2 separate regions of the Homo sapiens genome follow, and region 1 is linked to region 2. A link is a loop called in an ENCODE intact Hi-C map of the cell type or tissue named here. Cell type or tissue: heart right ventricle. All regions are shown on one strand. Region 1 has its middle 36 kb from the start of AMZ2. Region 2 overlaps BPTF (bromodomain PHD finger transcription factor).

Region 1 (5,000 bases), 350 kb after region 2:
CCTGTTTCAGCCTCCTGAGAAGCTGGGATTACAGGTGCCTGCCACCATACCCGGCTAAGTTTTGTATGTTTAGTAGAGATGAGGTTTCACCATGTTGGCCAGGCTGGTCTTGAACTCATAAACTCAGGTGATCCACCCCCTTTGGCCCCCCAAAATGCTGGGATTACAGGCTTGAGCCACCACCCCAGCCCCAGTATATTCTTTTGATTTTAAAAATTAAAATATTATAAAATTAAAACCCAAACCACAATGAGATACCACTTCACATTCACTAGCAGGGCTGTAATGTTTAAAAAAAATAAAAATAAAAAGTGTTGGGGAGGATTTGGGGAAATTGGAACCATTATGTATTGTTAGAGAGAATGTAAAACCATGTAACACTGGAAAATGCTTTGGCAGTTACTCAAAAAGTTAAACTTAGAGCTACTATATGACCCGGTAATTCTATTCATACATATATAGTCAAAAAAGAATTGCAAACAAATGGTCATGCAAAAACGTATACACATATGTATACAGCAGCATTATTCTCAATGACCAAAAGGTGGAAACAGCCTACATGTGCATTAACTGATGAATGGATAACCCAAATGTGATTGATCCATATAACAGATACATTATTCAGCCTTGGAAGGAAATTCCGACATGTTACAACATGGAGAACCCTTGAGGGCATTATGCTAAGCGAAATAAGCCAGTCACCAAAGGACAAATACTGTGTGATTCCACTCATGAGGTACTTAGAGTGTTCAAATTGGTAAAGACAGAAAGTAGAAGGGTGATTACTGTAGGCTGGGAGAAGGAGAGAATGGGGAGTTAGTGCTTAATAGGTACGAGTTTCCATTTGGGAAGATGAAAAAGTTCTGGAGATTGGTTGTACAACAATGTGAATATACTTAACTCTACTGAATTGTACACTTAAAAATGGTTAGAGACAACCAGGTGTGGTAGCTCATGCCTGTAATTCCAGCACTTTGGGGGGCCACGGTGGGAGGATCACTTGAGTCCAGGAGTTCAAGATCAGCCTGGGCAACATAGAGAAATCCTGTCTCTACAAACAATGCAAAAATTAGCCAGGTGTGGTGGTGTGTGCCTGTGGTCCTAGTTACTTGTGAGACTGAGGTAGGAGGATCACCTGAGCCCAAGGAGGTTGAGGCTGCACTGAGCTGTGTTTACACCATTGCACTCCAGCCTGAAAGACAGAGTGAGACCCTGTCTCAAAAAAAAAGGGGGGGGGGGAGGTGGTTAGAGTGTAAATTTTATGTTATGCATACTTTACCACAATTTTCAAAAATTATTTGAAAGAAGCCACACACAAAAATCTTGTTTAGTGAAATCACGTATTGTATGATTTCGTTTATATGGAATGTCCCAAATGGGCAAATTCACAGGAAGTAAGTAAATACTTGCCAGGAAATGGGAGGGGAAATGGTTGAGTAGGGCCAGTGATTCTGGGGCTTCTTTCTGGGGTGATGAAAATGTTCTGGAATTGGCCGGGCACGGTGGCTCACGCCTGTAATCCCAGCGCTTTGGGAGGCCGATGCGGTAGGATCATGAGGTCAGGAGATCGAGACCATCCTGGCTAACACAGTGAAACCCCGTTTCTACTAAAAATGCAAAAAAATTAGCTGGGCGTGGTGGCGGGCATCTGTAGTCCCAGCAACTCGGGAGGCTGAGGCAGGAGAATGGTGTGAACCTGGGAGGTGGAGATTGCAGTGAGCCAAGATTACACCACTGCACTCCAGCCTGGGCAACAAAGCAAGATTCCGTCTTAAAAAAAAAAAAAAGAAAAAATGTTTTGGAATTAAATAGTGGTGATGGTTTTACAACCTTGTGAATACTATACTAAAACCCACTAAATTGTGCACTTATTTAAAAGGGTGAATTTATGGTGTATAAATTAATTATATCTCAATAAAAATAAAAAGTGGTATGAAGAATTGGGAAAACATATGTATATGTATATATATGTATATATGTATATGTATATATATGTATATGTATATATGTGTATATGTATATATGTATATGTATATATGTGTATATGTATATATGTATATGTATATATGTGTATATGTATATATGTATGTGTATGTATATGTATATATGTACATGTATATATATGTATATGTATATATGTGTGTGTATGTATATATATATGCCTTGAGTCTTTTTTAATCAGTTCCCTTTGTCCTTTTAAGTTATACCCAACTGATACTATATTATCATAAGGTTTCCAGTCCAGATCTATCTGTATATCTTTATCTCTATCTATATATATCTGTATTTATATATCTCCAGAAAAATATGCAAAATGGCTTGCTGATTTTCTTTTGATTTTAAAACTTAACATGTTTTTGGCCAGGTGTGGTGACCCACACCTGTAATCCCAGCACTTTGGGAGGCCAAGGTGGGTGGATCACTTTAACCCAGTAATTCAAGACCAGCCTGGGCAACATATCGACACCCCCTTTTCTACAAAAAATACAAAAATTAGCTAGGCATGGTGGCACGTGCCTGTAGTTCCAGCTACTTGAGAAGCTGAGGCAAGAGGATTGCTTGAGCCCAGGAGGCAGAGGTTGCAGTGAGCCAAGAATATACCACTGCACTCCAGCCTGGGTGACAGAACCAAATCTTGTTTCAAAGAAGAAAAAAAAATCTACCCTTGAAGTGGCTTATGCCTGTGATCCCAACACTTTGGGAGGCTAAGGCAGGAGGATGCCTTGAGCCCAGGAGTTTGAGGCTGCAGTGAGCTATGATTATGCCATTGCACTCCAGCTTGGGAGACAGAAAGAGACCTTGTCACAAAAATAAATAATTTAATTAAATAATTTTTTTTCTTTTCTTTCTTTTTTCAGGGTCTCTTTCACCCTGTCATCCAGGTTGGGGTGCAACGGCTCAATCTCAGCTAACTGCCACCTCCACCTCCTAGGTTCAAGCGATACTCCCACCTCAGCCTACCAAGTAGCTAGGATTATACAGGTGCACACCACCACACCTGGCTAATGTCTTTTGTTTGTGTATTTTTTGTAGAGATGGGGGTTTTGTCATGTTGCCTAAACTCCTGGGTTCAAGCAATCCACCGACCTCAGCCTCCCAAAGTGCTGGGATTACAGGAGTGAGCCATCGCACCTGGCCAATTTTTTCCTTTTACTGTGTCTGTGGTTCCACAACTTCCTTTTTTCCTGTTCTCTATGGACTTTCTACCTCATTTGGACTCTGCTTAGATTGGCCTAGTTCTCTTTAATCAAATCTTCAGGAACCAATTCATTACCATTAAAAATGATCTAACAAGCTTTATTTTTTATCATTGTTAAAAATCCTCGTTTTGAGTAACACAACCACAAAGTAAAGAATGTTATCATTGATTTAACCAGTAAAAGACAATACTTAACAATAAAATTTTAAAAACATACGCCAGCCGGCTTACCTGGTGAAAAAAATGATTGCGGCTGCAAGCTGCATTTGCCAGACAATGGTTTTAGATTTGCTGTGCACGCTGAACGCCATGAAAAATGGACTGCCTGGCCTCTTCATAAGGAAATCAATTACTTGCCTCTTTCTGAGTGAAAAGAATGAAAGGATTTAAAAAATCATAATAACCAAAATGGGGAGAATAAAACAAACTGGGCAGAGGGATGGGCTACTTTGCGTCTTCAGCTTCTGAAGTCTTCAAAGCCCTCTTCCAGTTCTTAGAATTAGGTCACATGAAAAAATCTGGTAGGATGAAATGAGTGTCAGAGCAGGGAATGGAAAGGAGAGTAGAAACTTTATCAATGTGCTGTCGAGAGGTCTGAATCCACACTGATTCTTGATTCTTTGTGGCTGGAAGCTTACGGAATCTTCGCTGTCTATGGTGTTCTGCAGTTTTACAGTGATACGCCCTTGTGTGGGCCACTTTCATCCACGAGGTATTTTTGGTGGGCGTTTTCAATCTGGCAATTGTGTTTGATTCTGAGAACTTCTCCTGACAACTTCCTCTTTTCCCTCTTGTATTTATCTTGAGCTATGATTTTATTGAACGTTGGACTTCCTATTTTGGTCTTCTGACATTCTTATCATTTCTCTCCAGTTTTCCTCTTTGTCTCTTTTTCTTTTTGGGGTATTTGTATGTGTTCAGGTTTTTAAGATTTCCTTATCTTGGTCGTCCAACCCTACTATCCAGTTTTTCCTTTCTGCTACCATATTTTTATTATCTAAGAGCTCTTTTGTTTTTAGAATCTTCCTTTAAAAAAATTAGTAAAATCCTGTTTCTGTGTCCTGGATATAGTATTTTCTCTTACTTTTCTGAGGCTATTAATGACAGGTTTTTTTTTTTCTCCTCTGTGCATGGTCTGTTTCTTCTAAGTTGCTGCTTCCTATTCTTTTTTTTTTTTATTTCTTCCTCAGATGTTTATTAATTCTTAATTTTCTGCTTCTCATTAACATCGTGGTACTCTGTAGCCAGTTGGAAGCTCTGAGCAAGTGGGTGGGCCTTATCAATTTTGACTTAACCATTGGATGATTTTCATTGTCTCTTTTATTGGGGGAAATCCCTCTTGTCAGTATCTTGAGGTCTGTCCTCGAGAGTAAGCTCTAGAGGAGCGATGGCATGGAAAGGCCTTTTCCTGTGTCCTGCTTGAAGCATGGAGGTCTTGCTGGTGGTATTCTGGTGGCTGAGTGGTGGAAGAAAGCTTCATTTATTGTGCACACAGCATTTACTATGTATATCGTCACTTAAATCCTCAGTTTTCTGTACAGTACCTTTCTTCACAACTGAGCGTGGTTTCTCCCAGTCCAGGGAACCTCAGTTTACCTCCTCTAGAGACTAGACCTTTGGCAGCTTGAAGGGGAGAGAGATGGTTTAGGAATCTGCTCCAGCCAGTTCCCTATTCTAGAGACACCCCTCCTTGTTATCATTGCGTTTTGAGGATTGTGTTCTCAACTTCACCTTCCTTTTTAGTTGGAGATCAGACTTTCTTGAGTCTGCTGAGGCAGTAATCACTTGTTCATCTACTTTC
Region 2 (5,000 bases):
TTATCAATTTTGACTTAACCATTGGATGATTTTCATTGTCTTTTTTATTGGGGGAAATCCCTCTTGTCAGTATCTTGAGGTCTGTCCTCGAGAGTAAGCTCTAGAGGAGCAATGGCATGGAAGGGCCTTTTCCTGTGTCCTGCTTGAAGCATGAAGGTCTTGCTGGTGGTATTCTGGTGGCTGAGTGGTGGAAGAAAGCTTCATTTATTGTGCACACAGCATTTACTACTTGTATTGTCACTTAAATCCTCAGTTTTTTGTACAGTACCTTTGTTCACAACTGAGCGTGGTTTCTGCCAGTCCAGGGAACCTCAGTTTACCTCCTCTAGAGACTAGACCTTTGGCAGCTTGAAGGGGAGAATGGTGGTTTAGGAATCTGCTCCAGCCAGTTCCCTATTCTAGAGACACCCCTCCTTGTTATCATTGCGTTTTGAGGATTGTGTTCTCAACTTCACCTTCCTTTTTAGTTTGAGATCAGGCTTTCTTGGGTCTGCTGAATCAGTAATCACTTGTTCATCTACTTTAAAATCTTTTTTTGTTGTTACCATGTCTCCCCTACTTTATCCTTATGAGTTCGTCTTTAACAATTTTTTTTTTTTTTTTTTTTTTTTTGAGACAGAGTCTTGCTCTGTCGCCCAGGCTGGAGTGCGAGTGCAATGGCGTGATCTCGGCTTACTGCAAGCTCCGCCTCCCGGGTTCACACCATTCTCCTGCCTCAACCTCCGAGTAGCTGGGACTACAGGTGCCCGCCACCGTGCCCGGTTAATTTTTTGTATTTTTAGTAGAGACGGGGTTTCACCGTGTTAGCCAGGATGGTCTTGATCTCCTGACCTTGTGATCTGTCTGCCTCGGCCTCCCAAAGTGCTGGGATTACAGGTGTGAGCCACCGTGCCTGGACAGCAGATTTTTTTTTTTTTTTTGAAGACAAGATCTCCCTTTGTCACCCAGGCTCTGGAGTGCAGTGACACTATGTCGGCTAACTGCAGCCTCGACCTCCTGGGCTCAAGCAGTCCTCCTGCTTCAGCCCACCAAGTAGCTGGGACTACAGGTGTGTGCTACCATGCCCGGCTAATTTTTGCATTTTTTGTAGAGACAGGGTTTCACCATGTTACTCAGGCTGATCTCGAACTTGTGAGCTCGAGCCATCTGCCCTTCTCGGCCTCTCAAAGTGCTGGGATTATAGGCGTGAGCCACTGCGTCTAGACTAACAATATTTCTTTCTTTTTTTTTTTTTTTTTTTTTTGAGACAGCGTCTCACTCTGTTGCCCCGGCTAGAGTACAGTGGCGCGATCCTTGGCTCACTGCAACCTCCATCTCCCAGGTTCAAGCGATTCTCCTGCCTCAGCCTCCCAAGTAGCTGGGACTACAGGCATGCGCCACCACACCCAGCTAATTTTTGTATTTATAGTAGAGATGGGGTTTCACCATATTGGCCAGGCTGGTCTCGAACTCCTGACCTTGTGATCCGCCCACCTCAGCCTCCCAAAGTGCTGGGATTACAGGCGTGAGCCACCGTGCCCGGCTAACAATATTTCTTTAGCATGGTTTTAAGAAGGTTTCAGGAGGGAACAAAATGAAATCTGTCACCTTAACCCAGAAACTGCTGTGAGAAACAATACTTAAGGTTTTAAATGTATATTCTGTGTCTTTTGGTTTGGATCAGATATTTTAAGAAATATGTGTAAAATATGTGTAACTTTTTTCTTTTCTTGCTCCCTTACCTCCCAAACATCTGGTCATGGTATTCATTGTGCCATTTTTTGTTTTTGTCTTTGTTTTGACATTTTGCTGTTGAGGTGGTAACACGGAAACCTTTGTCAGCAAGGTCATTCCAAATGGTGAAATAACTGTAACCACATTTTTAAAGTTTAAAGTTTACTGCTCTCAGGAAGCTGAGGCACAGGAATCGCTTGAACCTAGGAGGCGGAGGTTGCAATGAGCCGAGATGGCGCCACTGTACTCCAGCCTGGGTGATGGAGTGAGACTCTGTCTCCAAAAAAAAAAAAAAAAAAAAAAAGTTTACTGCTGTGTTGTCATTGTAAGTGGAAATTCAGTGATGCTGCCTGTCAGGGAGCCCGGTGCTTGTACTCTGTATAGACATTCAGCAGTTAGCAGGTCACGTTCACGCAGTCTCAAGTGCCCTCCTGAAAGGAGCTCATAGTCATCAGGATGGCTGGGAACAAATTAGGAAGTAAGTGAAATTTAGTCCATGCTCCAATTCTCCCATTCCTGTGCCTTCCTTTCTGTGCTGCTTGTCCTTACCCTTTGGATATTCACTCTCACTGCCTCTTTCTTTCCCTGTGCTGCCCTTTTTGGCCAGATACAGACCAAAGGTGTCTTGTCCACATACAGAAAAACCTTGACATCTTTAAGGCTCATTACACAGTAATCAGTGGTATAGGTCTTAGTTTCAGAGACCTGTAAAATGAAGTAGTTGTGATAAGTTAGTAACAGCCAAGAGCAACATTTATTGAGCACTTCATGTGTGCCTCACAGTGTCCTAAGCATTTTATGTATTTTAAAATTAATCCTCCCAACAGCCCAATAATGTAGGTACTATATTTTTTAATTATTATTTTATTTTTAATTAATTAATTACTTTTGGAGACAGGGTCTCACTGTCGCCCAGGCTAGAGTGCAGTGGCATGATCATGGCTCACTGCAGCGTCAGTCTCCTAGGCTCAGGCCATCCTCTCACCTCAGCCCCCCTAGGAGCTGGGACTACAGGCATGTGCCACCGTGCCCAGCTAATTTTTTTATTTTTTATTTTGAAGAGGTCTCACTGTGTTGGCCAGGCTGGTCTCAAACTCCTGGGTTCAGGCAATCCTTTCACTTCAGCCTCCCAAAATCATAGGGTTACAGGCCTGAGCCACCATGCCCTGCCTTGCAGGCACTATTTTTGTCTGCATCTTATAGATAAAGAGACTAAATCTCAAAGAGGTTAAATAATTTGCCCTTGATTTGCCCAAGACCCTGTGGCTCTTAGGAGGTAGAACCTGGAATTTTTTTTAGAATGTGTTTTATAAGAATATTTTCAATACCTTATTTTATACTGTAGTCTAGTTTTCAAACCTTCTTGAGAAATCTGCAACTTGCATCGTTTTAGCTGTTAAAACCAATGCTTATAACTTGGGGAGAAAGATACTATAATGGTTTCTGTTATATCTGCAGTGAGTATTTATGAAATCTTTAAAGATTTGAAATAAAGGCGTTTTTAGAAAATCTAAACTAAGTGGCAATTTCAGAAAAGTTCTGTTTCCTAATATATCAGTATCAGTCTACGAAACAGCATTCAGGGAAGCAAAATATATACTATTCGATAATTACATAAATGCAGACCTTTGAAATCACGTGACTCAGATGACTTTTTAAGTACCTGTGGGTGATTTTTTGATACATTGTCGAGGAAATCAAATATTTTATTTTTCTTAGTGGAACAGTAAAATACTTATGTTTGTCAATAAAACTGTTCATTTAAGTTTATTTGCTTTAAAAGCTATGGTCGTCATTCAAATTGCCTTTTTTGATGCATAATAAACTGCACAGATTTTAAAGATGATTTCAGGCAAATAGGATTATCTTTTTCCATGCTGTGATATTTTGAGTATTTTTCTATGTAAAATCAAGTAGGAAACTTTAAACATAGTGATATGTGTCAACAATTTTGACAAATCTGAAAGATTTTACATCTTTTATGAAAATGAGATTAAAATAATTTCAGTTTAACTGTACTTTTGTGGTAGATTATATGTGGACTCCTCATGATAGTTTTAAAGCCATGTAGAATTTTCACGCAGTTTATAGTATGCAGAGGTTTTAATTGTAATGTTACCAATTTATAGAAATTAAGTTTTCTGTTATTGCTTTTATTTAATAAGTGCTTAAAAATATGTTATTTGTATAGATTAGTGAAGCTTATAATAAAAAAAGCTTCTTATACATGAATTTATAGTCCATCTGAGAAGCCAAGACATATTCAGCATATAACTCAGAGGCCAGTTTTCATTCATTATGTAAGTGGGCCAATCTTTCTTAACTATTGCTTTTATCCTGTCAATCCTTTGCTCTGAAATTAGGACCTACTAAAATAGAAATTACCAGATTAGATTAGCATGTTTTTCTGTCACTCTCCATTCTAAATATAATTACGTGAACACAGCATTATATTTCATTTTTTTGCAGAGACAGAGTCTCACTATGTTGCCAGGCTGGTCTCGAACTCCTGGGCTCAAGTGATCCTCCAGCCTTGGCCTCCCAAAGCGCTAGGATTACAACAGGCGTGGACCACCACACGCCTTTAAACAGCATTTTAAAAATCTGTATTCATTTTCCGAATCAACTAAACTATGCTTTTAAATCTATACAGCTTTCTACTCCCCATTCTAGGTACAAACCACATATTAACTTACTGACTTCCCGTGCCTGAATTCCTTCTGTCCACGTTCAGTTCTGTATGTCCAGCAGACTCCTGGACCTGTCCGCAAGGCAGGCACCTCAAACGTGTTTAAAACCAAACTCATCGTTTCCCCCCATTACCTACTCTTCATCCAGCGTTCTCATCTTAGTAAATGGAATTACTGTCCCACCAGCTGCTCAAGCTAGAAATATGAGAATAAACTTTTTCCTTTATTGTTTGCTATGCCTTTAAAATAAATATTGAATCAGTTTCTCTCCATTCCCACTGTCCCTCCGTGATACAAGCCAGTGTCATCTTCATTAGACTAGTCAGTCACCCCTAAAGTAGTGTAACCCCCTACCCCAACCTTCCAAGATTTTTTCTTTTTTTTTTTTTTTTGAGATGGAGTCTCACTCAGGCTGGACTGCAGTGGCCCAGTCTCAGCTCACTGCAACCCCCTGCCTCTTGGATTCAAGCGACTCCCGAGTGGGTGGGATTACGGGCGGCCGCCACCACACCTGGCTAATTTTGTATTTTTAGTAGAGACAGGGTTTCACCATGTTGGCCAGGCTGATATTGAACTCCTGACCTCAGGTGATCAGCC

Evidence for each region. Peaks named below come from ENCODE experiments on the same cell type or tissue, not always from the same donor. Only the 100,000 strongest peaks of a DNase experiment are listed, where the experiment ranks them.
Region 1: a loop joins it to region 2, with 21 times the contacts of the local background. A loop is called at or near these places in 5 of 110 quality-filtered maps.

The regions. Positions count from the first base shown.
Region 1 is chr17:68,209,730-68,214,729 of GRCh38, forward strand. It overlaps a transcript of AMZ2 not described here. Among named protein-coding and RNA genes, the nearest start is that of AMZ2, 36 kb to the right of the region's middle. In heart right ventricle, no CTCF peak of the experiment used is centred here; no DNase peak of the experiment used is centred here.
Region 2 is chr17:67,856,562-67,861,561 of GRCh38, forward strand. The region is part of intron 2 of BPTF (bromodomain PHD finger transcription factor); the gene reads left to right. Among named protein-coding and RNA genes, the nearest start is that of BPTF, 34 kb to the left of the region's middle. In heart right ventricle, no CTCF peak of the experiment used is centred here; a DNase peak (open chromatin) is centred at 2,074.